Linked DNA regions of Mus musculus: region 2 is linked to region 1. Evidence: chromatin loops called from intact Hi-C (ENCODE). Cell type or tissue: heart. All regions are shown on one strand. Links, peaks and the distances in the headings refer to the core of each region. The heading gives the core; the rest is flanking DNA. Region 1 overlaps Cyfip2 (cytoplasmic FMR1 interacting protein 2). Region 2 holds the start of Gm12167 (predicted gene 12167).

Region 1 (2,916 bases), core at 228-2,727:
CAGGGCTGGAGAAGAGGCTCAGCAGTTAAAAGTACTCGCTGCTCTTTCAGTGAGGCAGGGTTTGATGCTAGGTACCCACATAGTGCTCACAACCACCTGCAACTACAATTCCAGGGTATCCAATGCCCTCTTCTGGTCTCTGTGGGCACTGCATACATGGTGCAGACACATCCCCAGACACAACACCCCTATACATCAGATAAAAGTGAAATCTTTTTAAAAATTCTACTCTTTTCTTCTGTCTCCATGAGCTGTAGAGTGTAATGAAAATTCACATAGGTTTTGACTTCTAGGATGCAACTATGCCTTTAGAGGAAAGATTTTAGGAAAGGGGAAAGGGACATGCAAGAAGACTTACAAGGCCTCCCGTGGAATCCCAGCGAGTCCTGAGGTTGAGCATCACTCACATGTGGGCAGTAACCTTGCTTTAGTGAGAGCAGCTGGGGCCTGCGCTTTATCTTCCTTTTCCCTGAGAATCTTTAGATGCCTGTGACCATCTCCACAGCTTTCTGGCCAATGCCATCCTTTCCTTCCACCAGGGATCTAGGCCCCAGTAATTCTGTGCCCCTGCTTGGCCCCAGCACCAATTACTAACCTTAAAAAACTTATCAATTTTGCTAAGGTTGATTCTCTTCTTGGCATCCAGTTTGTAAATGTTACTGACATTTCCGTCCATCAGATAGAGACCAAAGCCCATCACCTAGAATGAGAAAGGGGCCACGTGTAACATCCTCATCACACCTCCAGAGCAGCTAACAAACATGGGGGCTGTGATGCATGCGTGCACACGCATGTGAGCGTGCACAAATTCACTGGCATCTTGTAGAGACACACGTGCTATTTCAAAATCACACACATTTCCAAATTAAAACAGAAAACACGTGCCTAATTTCAACGAGGAATTTAGTATATTATTACAGCAGTTACTCTGGGGCAGCGGCTGTGGTTAGGGTTTAAGAAGGGTGGCCTCGATTCTAAAGATGAGGAATCAGAGACATAGAGAGGCTGGCTAGAGAGCTTGCTGGAACCACAGACACACACACACATGTTGTTGAGACGATCTGCAAAGGGCTTAGCCTAGGATCTCCATCCAAGTGTGGATTTATAGATCCTCCGAGAGAGAAAGGACCTTGTTGTTTCCCAGAGGTGTTGAGAGGCAGGCACTGGAATAATGATAAGTGACCACAAAGTTCTCCAGAAAAGCAACAATGTGAAGGCCATTGTTAAAGAGCAGATCTCCACCCGAAGATGCTGATACTCCTGATCTGTCAGCCCACCTGCTAGTCACTTTAGGTAAAAGAGCAGCCGCAGGGACAGGGGAAGTCGCTCCTCTCTGTACCTTTATATCTCACGGGGGTGGGGGGGAGGGGGAGGGGGCTAAGAGAAGAAGCAGAGGATGCCTATGACAGCTGCTTCCTGCCTGGTGCATTCTGTCTTGCGGCAACAGCACCAGACTGTCCTGTGAGGGCTTCCATCGCCCCCTGGTGGCCTCTGAGCTCACTAACCAACTGCAAAGAACCAACCTTGCAACAGCTCAAAACAATGCTGGAGGCCTGAAGAGGATAGAAAACGTGTGTGTGTGTGTGTGTGTGTGTGTGTGTGTGTGTGTGTGTGTTGGTGATGGTGGTGTGTGGGGGTGGGGAGGAGCAGGTCTATGCAGACATTCAAGGCTGATAAGAGAGGAAGGCCCAGAACCTGAAGTCATCTAAACCTGCTTTGAGATGGAGTATCGTAAGGCAGCCTGCGGAGCATGAGACTTGGGCATAACTGCTGTACCACCCATGTTTGGACTAGGGAGGAAAGGCGGTTAAAGCTGGGGCAGCCTTTGCTGGTTTCTGACAGCCCAAGGAAGCTGGAGTGAGCGAGTCACAAAAGCCATGCTGCCCTGGGCTATGGTTTCAATATGTTTCGTTTCCCTGAACTCTGGCAAGCATTTAAGCCCCAAAGTCACAGGGCCATGACTTTAAGAGGGTGAAACCTGATGGATGTGGTAGCCTACACTTGTAACCCAAACGTTTGGGAGGCTGAGGATGGGGTACTGAGAATCCAAGGCCAGCCTGGGCTACAGAGAGAATGTCTCAAAAAAAGAAATGCATAAATTAATAAATAAAAAGAGGTTGAAATGTAACCTCCTAGTTATTTAAAGATAGGCCTCTTGGAACAGAATTGGATTAGCTCTTTAGAGGCCCCATGACTGAATACTGGTGTTTCTATTTGGGGACACGAAATAGTTCCACCATGGCATGCCCTCAAAGAAGCCCAATATCACGTCCAGTCTCCAACATTGTGGGCTAATGGCCCAGTCAGTCACGTGTGCTTGAGGCACAAGTCTAAGACCGGAGTTCATTCTCTAGCACCCATGTAAAACCTGGCATGGTGGAGCACGTGTGTAACCCCTATGATGGAGAGGGAGAGGCAAGCCAATCTCTGAGCTTGCTGGTCGGCTCTCCAGGCCTAATGGGTGAGCCCTGGATCCCAGTGAGAGACAGCACGTCAGAAAAAAAAGATTTGGCTGGAGCGATGTCTCGGTGGTTAAGAGCAGTTACTGCACTTGTAGAGGACTCAGATTTGGTTCCCAGCACCCATGCTGGGCAGCTCACAATCGCCCATAACTCTAGGTCTAGGTTATCTGACACTTCTGGCCTTTAAAGACACCCACACTCGTATGCACACACCTATACACTCACGCACGCACGCACGCCTGGCAGGAAGCTGTGTCAGGAGGGGAAGTCTTACCTTGAGCAACATGTGCTTTTCACTGGGCGTCAGGTACATCTTATTCTCATAGTAATCAACACAGATGTTGACAATGTCTGCCAGCAGCTCCTCATAGCCCGGGATCACTTCCAGTTGCTGGTGAAGACACTAAACAACAGCGCCACCCACTGGTCAGGCGGAGCAAACATCTTCCTGCAC
Region 2 (2,916 bases), core at 89-2,588, 67 kb after region 1:
AGAAGGACTCTGAGCCAGAACAGCACAGGGATTTTTGACCATGCATGTTTATGGCTGCACTATACAATAGCCAAAATATGGAATCCTCATATATGCCTCTCAATAGAGGAATGGATAAAGAAACTGTGGTGCATATATATACTGTAATTTTATTTAGCTGTGAAGATGGCATTAGGATATTCACAAGTAAATGAATAGAACGCAAGTAAAGATTAGTGTGTTAAACAAAATAATCCAGACTTAGAAATACAAGTATCTAATGCTTTAATACAAGTATCTAATCTAATATGTAATTCTATAAACACATATGGAATCTGGATATAAACACACACACACTCAGGAGTCTCTGGCACACAGGACTGTATGCCAATATGGTAGATAGGTTTTATTTTTAGCATATCAAGAACTGGCATTTATCTATTTCCAGTTGTAGATGAAAATACTTTCTTCTACACTACCTGATATGCTCACTAAATATAGACGCAAATATGCGATGTCCTCAGAGCTCTGCTATCAGGCCTTGCCAATGCCCAGTAGAGGATCTGGTATCCACCCAGTTCTGGCCCTTATTAAATCTCTCTAGATCTGCCCTTGAACTTGGGGCTTTGACTTTACAGGGGCATTGGTGGAAGCCACACCACTGCTAGCGAGGCTCCACATGATGTGTGGGTGGATCTTGCTGTGTCTACGCTGTCACACAAAACCAGCTATCCCCATTCCTCTGTGCCAAGTGAGTGGCATACCTTATGATGGCCTTGGTGAAAACAGAGACTGTGTATGTCCCGGGTGTCCTGGAATCTCGGACCATGAAAGCTCCTTCTTTACCCTGGATTGGGTAGAAAGACCGAAAGGTTAGTGATCTAAAAACCAGACTCTGGCACCTAAGGCCACTTTCTTGCTTTGGGAAGGGGGAAGCACTGTGTGGCACAGACTTTCAGTAGCAACAGCCACCATTTCAATCACACCTGAAGCAGTTGTTCATCTGAGGTCCTGTATGGACAGACAGACACAGGTCCTCTCCTTTACAGTTCACCAGGCACTGGACTCTACAGACATTTCCCAACCCTCAGTGTTGGAGTCTGGACACAATTATCCTCTTTGACAACAAGGTCAGCAAGTGAGTGCTGGAGGGATTAAGTGGATTTCCCATGGGTTTGCAGATAGTGAGCAGTGGGGTTGGAGTTTGAACTTCGGCACCTGAGCAAATTCGTTTCCTTGCTCTATGATGCTCCAGCCTCTTCTACCTCTTTTCAGAACACAAAACTTATTCTGAAAACTCCCTCAGTTCCTGGATGGGGCTTAATTTCTCAAGCCCTGCTCACAAAGCTGATTTCACTGAAGGGCAGAGTGAGAAACAGTGCGATGCTACTAGTTGAGAGAGACACACATAGAGAGACATCAAGAGATACAGAGAGACAGAGACAGAGGAGGGTGGGTAGAAGGAAGTGCTGACAGCTTTGCCTGCTCTGATGGAGTCAGCATAGGCAAACAGGCATGCCAGTTCACATGTTCCTGATGGAAACTGTAAAATCTGAACTGTTTGAAGAATCGAATTCCTAGCTCCTCTCCTACCAGTTGTAAACATCTGCAGAGCTTGTTAATTATGACTTACTTAAATTAGACATTGTGAAGGTCATAAGTGAAGGTCACAATTAGACAGGGGACCTTATGTGGAAGTCATACCGTTTATATACACAGGGAAAATATCTACAGCGTAGAATACCAGAAGCCCCTCCATCCATCAGTCCCAAAGGAAAGTTTTTGCATGAACACACACACACACACACACAAACACAAACACACACACACACACACACACACACACGCGCACACACACACACACACACACACACACACAGAGAGAGAGAGAGAGAGAGAGAGAGAGAGAGAGAGAGGGAATGGGTTTACTAATATTTATTCTAATAAGCATTCTGAAAATAGATTTGCCTATTTTAGACATTTTTATGTAGACTCTTTTTGTAAGTGGAATCCATGTGGTTTTCTGAGAGTGGGTCCTTCATTTATAATATTCTTTCCAAGGACCTCCTAGGTGGTGACAGGTGTAAAGACTTCACTCCTACTTGTGGCTGAGTGATATTCCACTTTAGGGACAGATCACGTTTGTTTTCCATTCGTCAGCAGACAGCCACCTTCTGGCTTCTGGGAGTAGAGACTTTTTGTTTGATGGCTTTGCTCAACAGGCATTAGCCACAGTTTACCATTTGCAAAATTATGCAGCTTTGGCTCTTGGTTGGTTGGAATGTGATGGGTTAAACACGAGACAGGAAGAAACAGACCTCAAGCAGAGGCAGATTTTATCTGGTTATGTCATATATTCTAAAGGAAGAAACAGACCAGAAAGACCAGAGGCTCACCAACTGTCTGAAGAGAGGAGAGGAGGAGCATAAACATCTCTTTTATCTAACCAATGAACATCTGGCTGTTTGTGTTGGTGTTACCATTTCAAAGAAGTCATTGTTTTCTGTAAACAAGTTGTGATTATAGCAGTCCTCAGCTGTAAGTTCTCTATAAACACCAGGTGACAAAGGTAGGGTCATAGTCAGGTCTGGCAGAGCATGGGAAAGCCCACACTCTCTTTCTCCACCGTAGTGACTGTGGGCGACATTTGCTGAAAGCAACATGGAGTCTTACTTGGGGCTGAAGCAGCTAAGAGTTTGAGGGAAGCACGTGCCTTACCACATACTTCCTGCAAGGAGCTGAGAGGTAGCCACAGGGGCACAGACCCTGACGTGTGTCCCAGGGGCACTGACTTGAATAATGCTGTCAGATGGGGCTTCATTTCCTCTCAACACAGTCAACATCTCAGAGTGATTTTTTTTATTGCTTCATTTAGAAAGAAATAAAGAGGCAACAACAACAAAAGATTATGTTAGGAGGTGAAACACGTGTATAACC

Evidence for each region. Hi-C counts contacts between places; a loop is a spot of excess contacts. Peaks named below come from ENCODE experiments on the same cell type or tissue, not always from the same donor. Only the 100,000 strongest peaks of a DNase experiment are listed, where the experiment ranks them.
Region 2: it touches region 1 in a loop (7-fold over the local background); 2 of 42 quality-filtered maps call a loop at or near these places.

The regions. Positions count from the first base shown.
Region 1 is chr11:46,274,043-46,276,958 of GRCm38, forward strand. Cyfip2 (cytoplasmic FMR1 interacting protein 2) reads right to left here. Exons shown (of 31, transcript NM_133769.3): 8 at 2,737-2,865; 9 at 596-700. Among named protein-coding and RNA genes, the nearest start is that of Cyfip2, 37 kb to the right of the region's middle. In heart, for the core only: a CTCF peak has its summit at 1,482 (motif pointing left); a DNase peak (open chromatin) is centred at 2,319.
Region 2 is chr11:46,341,655-46,344,570 of GRCm38, forward strand. Itk (IL2 inducible T cell kinase) reads right to left here. Exons shown (of 17, transcript NM_010583.3): 9 at 744-826. It overlaps Gm12167 (predicted gene 12167), which reads left to right and starts at 633. Exons shown (of 2, transcript NR_152253.1): 1 at 633-851. In heart, for the core only: no CTCF peak of the experiment used is centred there; no DNase peak of the experiment used is centred there; H3K27ac peaks cover 445 bases.